Linked DNA regions of Homo sapiens: region 2 is linked to region 1. A link is a loop called in an ENCODE intact Hi-C map of the cell type or tissue named here. Cell type or tissue: tibial artery. All regions are shown on one strand. Links, peaks and the distances in the headings refer to the core of each region. The heading gives the core; the rest is flanking DNA.

Region 1 (5,385 bases), core at 117-5,116:
TCCTGAAGCCTAGAATCTCGTTGGCAGGCAGAGAAGCTCCATTCTCTCCAGGTCAAGCGGACGTCTTCAAGGACTTTAATTTTACCATTTCCAAGGTACCAGGCCTCCAAAAGCTCCCTCAAAGAACCCTTGCCTAGAAGAGAACCAAAAATACTAGAAGCAGTGGAGATGGCCTCATCCTTGGAAACTTTATGACCTCATCCCGCTCTGGCCATCTGATAGATGGGTTGAGAATACAGTGCCAACTGAGATTAAGACCTTTGAGAGGCCATGAAGAAGGGCCTTTCTGAGTGATTCTGTCAGTCCTGGCTAAAGAGGCCTGTGCCCAGGAGACATCAGCCTGGCGTGCCCTTGAAGTGTTTTTCACTCAATGCTATTATTAAGGGACCTTAGTAGCTACTGTGGGAAATAAAGGATTCTGAAGGCAAATTAGTATGTTTATTCCGGAGTTTCTCACATAAAATAGATTTATTTACCGTAGGCTTTAGTTGAACCTTTAGCAAGCCAAATACATAATACTAATTACCAATAGTTTGGTGTGCTGTGCAGTCTTTCACAAACTCACTGATCACAGGACCTTTTCAGTCAGAGAATCTTGATCAGATTATTATTCTCCAAGACTCTCTTTTAGGAAGGGTAACAATGAAGAAAATCATGAAAAAAGCGATTGCTGTGAGATGCACTTTGACTCAAATAATTCCTCCAGGCCTACCCTGCTCTCTCCCTCCCTGAGCCACCTACACATTGGCCCCCAGTAATGCCAAATTCGTTTGGCCTCCTATCTTGGCTGGGCTGCCTTCTCCTGTTAGCATGCCTTTTTCTTGACTGACTTAGAATTTCCATAGGATTCTGTTGTCAGCCTTGTTTCCAGGTTCCATTCTTTCTGATGAGAATTGGTGGGCACACAGATCAGGCCCTTGGGAGTGTCAGAACCTGGTTTGTTCCTAACTCTATCAGGGAGCTTAGAGTCTGCCCTGGTTACGAGGGAAACAGATGAAATCACTTGATACCTTTCAAATAGAGGCTTTGCTTACAGCCCAGGGTAGAGTGCCCTAGGGAGATACTAAGGGACTTGCATACTAGCCATCTTACAAAAGGCTAATTTGCCTGGCCACACTGGCCAAGGAAGAATAATAAGAAGGAAACCACCCCACTGCTTACTGTATGCTGGGCACTGTGATAAGTGCTTTGCATACATTATTCGAGTTCTTACAACCAACCTATGAGATAGACAGAATTTTTGGATCCACTTTACAGAGCAGGAAACTGAGTTTCAAAAATCTGAGGAGACAAGCCCAATGAAGCATAGCTTAGCATAAGCAGAAGAGCACAGGACTCCAGTCTATGCCCTTGTGGCTCTAGGGTCCCTGCTTTTCACTACTTTTCTCTGTTGCTTCCGGGTGAATCTAGGGAGGTGGTGAGGTCCATCTGCATTGTGTTGGTCAAATCAAAGAGTACCTTAGATAGCTATTTGAAATAGTCTCTTTCTGCCCCCTCCTGCAAGAGCCAATTACTTTTAGGAAATAGCTCTGTGGTCAATAGAACTATTTTTTTTTTTATAGACAATGATCTAGGTTCTGGTAGGGAACCTACAACTCCAGTCTTCATCCTCACAACGAGGTGCTAACTTAGATCCTCATCACTGTCACCTGTGTCTCTTAAGAGAGCTCCCTATATCCTATCTTCCTCTTTCCCCCTCATATTCTCCACTCTGCAGCCCAGGTCACCTTTCTGAATGTCATTTGATTCCTTTCTGGTGTAAAACCTAGTCACCATTGAGATAAATCCAAACTCCTTAAACTGGCTTCCTAAATTATTCCCTGCCTATTTCTTCAGTGTGTACCTCCCAAACCCTCTCCTCTGTGCCAAATCTCACCCCTTAGTCTGTGGACATGCCAAACAACTTCCAGTTTCAGCTGTGTCCTGTTTAGTTTCAGGTAATTTCACACTTCTAAATATTCTCCCTCACCAACCTCATCTGCCTTGGGAACAGCTGTTCAATTTTCAATGCTCAGTTCAACTATCACCTGCTGTGTGAAGTTTTTCTGGTTCCCTCTCACCTTCTCTGAGTCTTGCCAGGCCTGGTACAGCCTCAGAGCCTTATATTCTTTAAGATGGCACTGATTGCCTTCTGCAGGTATCTCTCATCTCCAGACAAGCTCCTTCCCCAGCAGGGACTTGGGATTATTTATTCTCGTGTCTCAAACACCCAGAACAGGCCTAATCCATAATGGGAACCCAGGAAATGTTTGCTGAATAAAAGAATGGAAAGGAAGTTTTCCTGAAATAGAGTAAGAATTTGACATTAATTTTGAAATTGGCCAAGAGAATCTTCAAGATAAATGAAATGAATAAGGATTGTAATTTGATTTGTTTTGTCCCTATTGTCGCGAGATGCTAACCTGGAAAAATCTAAATATTTAATTTATCTTTCCATGAAACTCCTGAGAGGAAAAAGAAATTGTTGAAGCCGGGGTTGGTGCCTTGTTGTTGGGAGGATTAGCATGCAACTGAAATACGTTATTTCTCCACAAGGGGGTGCTATGAACACATACGAGGCCATTCTCTTATTCTTCCTCAGAGAGAGAGAGGAACTGCACAAACCAAGTAACTTTTTTATTTTCCCTGCATTGTATACAATTGTGCAAGAATGGAATAACTCTCCACCGTTGCCAGAAAATTATGTATGCCTCGGACAAGGCTTCCTACTAATAAGATTCACACTCACACACATACCCCTAACTCCTTTAAAAGGTTCAGGCATCAAGTTTAAAGATGTATGATTTGTGGTATATCTGGAATTTGTTCATTGACAGATTTAGATGTTATGTAGTATGATGTCAGAAACACAACTGAACAGAATAAAAGCATGCACTATGCTGCTTTTAACTCTCGTATAGGATAGACCATTTTAGAGGAAGACTCATCCAGGTGTCAGAGATATCAGTCAGCTCTTGTCAGTAATAACACGTAGATATAGTAGTACCAGCTGTGTACACTTGTTTAGATTTGTTTCTTATGAAACCATGATGGGCAGCACACATAACACAGTCAATATTTGGGAAAGTTGTACTTTGTGTAACCAGTGGCTTAAGCAAATCAAATCTTGTCTTCAACATCTCATCTCCAGTTTCTACCTTCAGCATATTTTGATGGCCTTGGATTCTGAGTAATATTTTTGAACTGTACTCATGTATGTCTTCCCATTTAGACTCGTTCCTTTAACCCCTGGGCTCTGTGTGTATGTGTGTGTTTTCCATATTTATAACTCCTGCACATGACAAAGGTCCTGATACATTGTAAGGACTCAGTTAATGTTTGTGGATTGCTTCCTTATTGATCTGTTTTCACAAAAATGCTGCCAAAAAATGTCAAGCAGGATAATGATGAGGTTACAAGAGAGACAAGTGAATGGGCAAGAAGAGACTAAGGGTAAAGTAAGAGGACTAACTTCCATTGACTGCTTACGAAATGCCACGCACTGTGCTGAGGACTTTATATAAATATCTCATTTAATTCTTATAAAAGCCCAATAAAGAAATAATTATCACCCCAGTCCCACCACCTGTTTTTGCATGATTGTGGCCATGATATCAAAATAATCAAATAGATGGTATTTGGAGGTATATAATAGTCTTTACCTATGCCTTCCATACATCAGGGCCTCAATGGTGCTTGACTAGGATTTGCACTGTGGGTTAGTATAGTTCATGGGTTGTTATTTGAAGCTGACTCTTGTGTTCATGCAGGAGGGCAGGAATCTTCCTGGCTGTTCTGTCTGCCCCTGTTACCCTCAGTGAAAATGAAAGGAAGCACAGTACATAGTGGTTGACAGGAATGAAGGTTTCCAACCTTCTAACTGTGGTTGGAGAGCTTCCTGTGTGGCATTTCCCCTCCTTCCTGGAACTCTTTAGTATTGTAGGAAATGAGTGACTTGGGCAATTGCGATAGACTTCAAGCAATTGGATTCACTGAAGAACATTTTATGGAGGAGGAGGAGGAGGAACACAAAATCTTGAAAGCTCTGGGTTGAGAGAAACCATCAAGGGTATCCACGTTAACCACTAAGCAAGCTTTTGAATCCCCTGATAGTATTCCAAATTGCCATCTCTGTGACCTTGAACAAAAAACTTCACCTCTCTTAGTGAGTTTCCACATAGGCAAAAACAAAAACAAAAATGAAAAAAACTAAACAAAACCTTCTAGGGTTGTCGTGAAGATCAGAGAGAACGTACTCCTGGAATATATTAGGTACCCAGTACAAGTTTTAAAAATAGACTTTATTTTTAGAGCAGTTTTAGGTTCATAGCATAACTGATCATAAGGTACAGAGTTGACATATACCCTGTGATTCCCTGGATGGCCTCCCCACTAGAAATATCCACCCACTGGAGTGGTACATTTGTTACAATTGATGAACCTATATTGACATGCCCTTATCACCGAAAGTCCATAGATTACATAAGGGCTTGCTCTTGGTGCTGTACATTGTCTGGGTTTGGACAAATGTATAAAAGGCCATTATAGTATCATACAGAGGAGTTTCACTGCTGAAAAAATCCTCTGTGCTCCTCTAATTCATCCCTCCTTCCCCACCAACCCCTGGCAACCACTGATCCTTTTACTGCCTCCATAGTTTTGCCTTTTCCAGAATGTCATACAGTTGGAGTCACATGGAGTAACCTTTTCAGATTGGCTTCTTTCACTTAGTAATATGCACTTAAAGTTCTATGTATTTTCATGGCTTGATAGCTCATCTCTTTTAGCCCTCTTTTATGCCATTGTCTCGATGTACCACAGTTTACTTATTCATTCACCTACTGAAGGACATCTTGGTTGCTTCTAAGTTTTGGCAACTATGAATAAAGCTGCTATAAACATTAGCGTGCAGGTTTTTGTGTGGATATTAGATTTCAACTCATGGGTACTCAGTATTTTTTAAATGAAAAATATATCTGTCCTTACTCCCATAAATTCCTCCTTTCCATCAATTCTTCCCAAGGTGAGGGATCAGTGCATACAAGAGGCCCAATTTGCAGCAAAATGCTCATTAATTAGCCAAGAGGCTGCGGTGGCACAGCAAGTAAACAACGTACTACAAATCTGTTTACAGCGGCTTCTGCAGACATTTTAAAACAATTAAACTGTCAAGGGGGCCTGGAGACAAGAGCTTTGCATTTTAATAGGAAATGATTAAATCTCAGGCATTATTGCCTTCGATGTGTCTAGGCTTTAAGAAGAGGGCAGAGTATTGATTGAGGCCTCCAGGAAGGCAGGAAGCTTACTTGTGCTGCTTGACCGCAATGCAGTGAAAGCTTGGAGATCTGTAACTCCTTGGGCTGGAATTAAAGGCCAGTAGCCAAAAATTTAACTGGATTTGTCACC
Region 2 (5,385 bases), core at 256-5,255, 620 kb after region 1:
GACACAGAGATGTATGGAAACATTTGGTATATGTGGGGAAGAGTTAATAACTAAGTTTCGGAAGAGTTAGAGAAACAGGAATCTGAAAATGTTGCTTTGCAATAAGGGGTCATTTGCTTTCCAGTATTTGGCAATAAGATCATATGAAAATGAAACACAGATGTTAATCAATCAAAACCTTAGAGAAAAGAAGATAATTTCTTCAAGCCAAGATGAAGTAACAAGAACCATATTTACCTGCCCACATGAAGCAATTAAAAAAAAAAACGTGGAAGTATATGAAACAATGGTATTCAAGACACCAGAAACATCAAATAATGAAAGACAATGGAAGAGATGGAAAACAAATAAAGTGAGCCTTATGATAAACCAATTTGTTGTCTTGAGAGAATTTCCAGGCTGTAGAGCAAAAAAAAAAAAAAAAAAAAAAACGAAACATAGGCAGAGCCTGGAAAACCCTTTGAGTTAAGGAAACAGAACTGAGAGCCCAGGGAGTCCATAGCTGCTAGAGTTCCCATGATAGCCAAAGAAGAGAGAGCTATACAGAGAAAGAGTCCTGGAGATTAAAGAGAGTCCTCCTCAAGTATTCAGCAGAGCACGCATGTGAGGAAGTTATCAAGGGCTAGGGGGATGAATTAGCCAGCCAGAGCTTGCATAACAAGTTACTGAAATACAGGCAGCTTAAACAACAGAAATTTATTTCTCACATTTCTGGAAGCTAGAAGTCCCAGATCAAGATCTGGCAGGGTTAGTTTCTGGGGATGGTCACCTACTGGCTTTCAGACAGTAACCTTTTTGCTGTGCTCTCACATGATGCTTTCTTAGTGCATGCAGAAAGAGAGAGAGGGGAAGAGAGAGAGAGAGAAAGGGGGGGAGAGAGAGAGAAAGAGAGAGACAGAGAGGGGAAGAGAGAGAGAGAGAAAAGGGGGGAGAGAGAGAGAAAGAGAGAGACAGAGAGGGGCAGAGAGAGAGAGAGAGAGAGAGAATGTTTTCCTCTTTTTATAAAGCCGCCAATTCTATCAGAATAGAACCCCACACACTTATACCCTCATTTAAACTTATTAGGCATCTGTAAGTTCTACCTCCAAATACAGTCACATTATGGCTTCAACATATGAACTTTGGAATGACACAATTCAGTCCATAGCGGGAGAGAGCCATCTGATAGAATTAAAGGGAGCAGTGTCTCGCAGTTACATAAGACTGGGAATAGTGAATGTTCCCACAAACCAGACTGGAAGATTCATAATTTACAGGTCATTGGATAGAGTACACAGAAAGGTCTAGCCTCAGTAATGATAAGTAATTAGCTCTACATGGAAAAATTCTCTGGATCCACCAAAAAAATTAAAAAAGCAACATGTAAAGGGTCCACACTTTTCAAGTCACTTAACTGTATCCCAAAACAAAGCTTAAGAAGATTTATAGAAATAGAAAAATATTCAGCAACTAACAAAGTAAAATTAACAATATCTGGCCTCCAGTCAAAGATTACCAAGCATCGAAAGTAGCAAAAAAAAAAAAAAAAAAAAAAGCTACGCATAATGAGGATAATTAAATAATTGAAACCAAAACTCACCCAAATGTTAAAAAATAGAAGACAATAATATTACAACAGTTATAACTGTGTTCCATGCATTCAAAAAGTTAAGTAGAAATGTGAGCAATTTAAAAGACACTCAAACCCAACCTCTAGGGATAAAAGGACACAGTGTCTGAGATTAAAAATACACTGGATAAAATTAAGAGCAGAAAAAAAATCAGTAAACTCAAGGACAGAATAATAGAAACTATCCGAAATGAAATACATGGGGAAAAATGTATTTTTTCTCTGAATTACCAAGAACTTTTGAAAAGTTATATTTTATTTGTAGTTGACAAATAATAACTGCACATATTTATGGAGTACAATGTGATGTTTTGATACATGTATACATTGTGTAATGATCAAATCAAGATAATTAGCAAATCTGTCACCTCACACATTTATTATTTTTTATGTTGAGAACATTCAAAATTCTCTCTTCTAGCTGTTTGGAAATATACAATACATTATTGTTAATTACAGTCACCCTACTGCAATAGAACACCAGAACTTATTCCTCCTAACTTTATAACCGTTGACCAATGTCTCCCCATACCTCTTTCCTCCAGCCCTCCCCAGCACCTGGTAACCACTATTCTACTCTCTGCTTCTATGATATCTACTTGAACAGTGTATTTTAAAACTAAAAAGACCATCAGTGAGTCTGGAAATACCCGAAGTAGCCTAATTTATGGGACTCCCAGAAAGAGAGAAGAGAAAGGAAAGAAAACAAATAATTTCTGGAGAGAGGAATGAGATGACTGACTAGAAGTAGCCAGGAAGCACTGCTCCCACCGAGAAAGACAGAAATTGAGTAAACCAACATAATTTGAATAGCTCTTCAGAGAGAAAATGACAATAGTTGATGCAAAAGCCACACAGACACTGCGGCTTAATAGGGAGGAAGCTGGGAGCCTTGTGAGGGGTACCCACATGCTAGGGCTACTTCCCAGCCCCAAATGGCTCCTGGGGAAGGGGTTAGTGAAAAGACTATGGGACTCCCTACTCTCACTGTGGCCCTCTGGGATCCTAGCTGCAGGGAACCCCATGTCCCCCATGGATATTTGAGCTGGCAGAGGGATGTTCTCAGAGAGTAGGCAGAGTCAGGGCTTTAGCCAGCATGGAACCAGAGACCTTTGTGCACGGGGCAGCCATAGGAACACACCCCCACAGGGCTCTACATCTCCTTCCAAAAAGCTCTAGACCCAGTTGAATGCTGGACCTGGAGAAAGTGGGGCCGTCTTCCCTGTGGTACTGGGGCACATCTGTTCTGCACGCCCCCCTGCCACGAGCCCTTCCAAGAGCCACTGCTTGGCTGCCCCACAGGAACATGTGCATGGCACAGTCTCTGATGCCTGGCCTTGGTTCCTTGCTGTACCTGAGGATGTTCCCAGTGGCCTGTTCTCAGACCTCCCAGTACACCCAAAACCTGATGCCAAAGGTCGAGAGGATGGAGCCATGGGCAGGTACCCATGCCCCAGGGCTGCTGCATACAGCTTGAGAGTGCGGAGCCAAGATTTGTGGCTGGCACTTCAGTGAAGGAGGAGCCACACTCTCAGAACACTGAGAAGGGTGACACACGCAGTTTCATGCACTGGCACGGGAGCAGGGTGAGACACCCTACACAGGGCCAGTATGGAGAGTGTGGCCTATCTCCCTGTGGTGGCCTCCACTCAAGGGAGCCTGATAGCCCAGAACACCTAATAAAAGAAATGTGAATACAGTGCCAGTGACAAGAGGCAGCCCCCCCAAGGCCCAGGAGTGGACCTGGTAAGAGGGGGGCATCGGTCTTCCTCATGCAGCGCAGAGCAGAGCTGCAAATGCCAGGAAGTATTAACACAAAGGAGACACGCAGCTAAGAGCCTATCTATGGGCCATTAATCCTAAGCGCCATCTACTGGATCATAGCGCAAACTACAACATCCAAAATAAATTGCAAGTACACCCTCCCTGTGAAAATAAGGGCAAGAATTCAGCCCCAGATGAAGACTGTGTACAGAGTGCTGGCCCTGTGAATACATCCAGAAACAAAGCCAAGTGACTATATTCAAATTACACACCAGTTAAAGGAACACAAACCCTTCCAGGTGAGAAAGAATCAGCATAAGAACTCTGGTAATTAAAAACACCAGTGTCCCCTTACCTCCAAACAAGTTCACTAGCTCCCCAGCAATGGTTCTTAACCAGTCTGAAATGACTTAAATGACAGACACAGAATTCAGAATCTGGATGGCAAGGATGTGCTCATTGAGATTGAAGAGGAAATTGAAATCCAGTTCAAGGAATGCAGTAAAACAATCCAAGAGCAGGTGTCCTGAGAACCCATACATTCCACAGAGGATCTGAGAGCCTAACAAGAAAAAAAGTCTCAGTGTCCAAACACATTAGGAAAAGAGCCAGAAAATTAGCTTAAAAGCAGTTTAGAAATGGGAGACAGCACACATCTCTAGAGCTGTCCTGCGTCTACACAGGAGTGCCCTGTATGTAAATCCTAATAAACTCATCTACTCATCAAGCTGGACTTTTCTGAGTCATTCTTCGGTCTCTCAGTTCCTTTCCAAATTTTTTTGCGGGGGGAGGGAGGTTGCAGTCTCACATTTTTCTTGTAACAGTTGGCATCGCGGACAGGATATGAGAGATCAAATGATGAGTCAAGAAGGGGTCTCTGCTGAGGGAATCCCGGGGTGGTTGGCAATATGCATGTGTGGTGGAGTTGCCCAGATGCTCAACCGTTTTGAGCCACCATGTGAGTACAGGGACATTCGGAAAATGCTGGTGGGGATTGAGGAAATATTGCAGAAAGTTAAAATATTAAAGTATGATAGGAGAGTCAATACCTTGTTGTTGCAATAAGGCCGGCTACTGAGAAATTATTAGAGCAGGAAAGGAAAAAAGGTAGTAACTCCTGCAGAAGTTCAAAGGCATCCCAGGTTTTCTAGGACTCCAGCTTGTTAACTATTCTGGCCCTTTCCTCTGTACATTTTTAAATGCATGGGCAAATTACAGCAAAAGTAAAATCAGAGCTCAAATGGTTAACCTGCAACTATAGTTAAGTCGATTTTTCTAAAGCTTTCCCTCTAATTCTCTCTTTATTCCCTTTTCTATCTGCTTTGAATCTTCTGTTATTAAGCTACTATGTTGAGATAAAACTCACTGTTTATGGTACTTCCAACTCAAGGCCACCGGAGATTTTGTTTTTCTTATACAGTTCAGCCAGTTCTAGCTAAAATGTAAACATCAAAAACTCAGTTGAAACTGTGGGGAAAGAAAGGATAAAAGAGGTTTTTTTTAGAATAAAACTGCTATGGAAACCGTTTCACCCAAAATGTTGGACCATAGCCTTCATTGGATTACCTATAAGGCAAACAAATTTTAATCATGTGAAGAGGTCCCAATTTTGTCAGAAGTAATTTGGGTCCAGCTGTCATTTGTAAAATAGTGAGTTTGTGATGCTGTCTCGTGGCTAGAGTTCTGAGGGAAAAGCTATTGAATATGTGTGTATGTGTGTATACGTGTTTAAATGTGTTTATCTCTACGCACATGTATTAGATGTTGTGTTTAGCATAATCACAAATTGGCTTACAAGTAAATGAGCACTCATAAAATAAAGAAATCCAAATGTCTTTCAAGTTCATGTGAATTTAGTGATCTTTAATAAATAAAACTGGCTTTAAAATTATTGGTAAAATAAAAATAATGTCTTCAGAATTGTCAGCACACATTTTTGTCTGGGTATACTAATTAGATAAGTTTTATATTTGCCTTTACTAGATATTTTAAGGTATCAGGGTTTGACATGA

The links. Hi-C counts contacts between places; a loop is a spot of excess contacts. Peaks named below come from ENCODE experiments on the same cell type or tissue, not always from the same donor. Only the 100,000 strongest peaks of a DNase experiment are listed, where the experiment ranks them.
Region 2: a loop joins it to region 1, with 9 times the contacts of the local background. A loop is called at or near these places in 63 of 110 quality-filtered maps.

Annotation. Positions count from the first base shown.
Region 1 is chrX:138,742,590-138,747,974 of GRCh38, reverse strand. It overlaps a transcript of FGF13 not described here. Among named protein-coding and RNA genes, the nearest start is that of FGF13-AS1, 33 kb to the right of the region's middle. In tibial artery, for the core only: a CTCF peak has its summit at 2,520 (motif pointing right); no DNase peak of the experiment used is centred there.
Region 2 is chrX:138,126,320-138,131,704 of GRCh38, reverse strand. No RefSeq gene overlaps it. Among named protein-coding and RNA genes, the nearest start is that of MIR504, 540 kb to the left of the region's middle. In tibial artery, for the core only: no CTCF peak of the experiment used is centred there; a DNase peak (open chromatin) is centred at 3,354.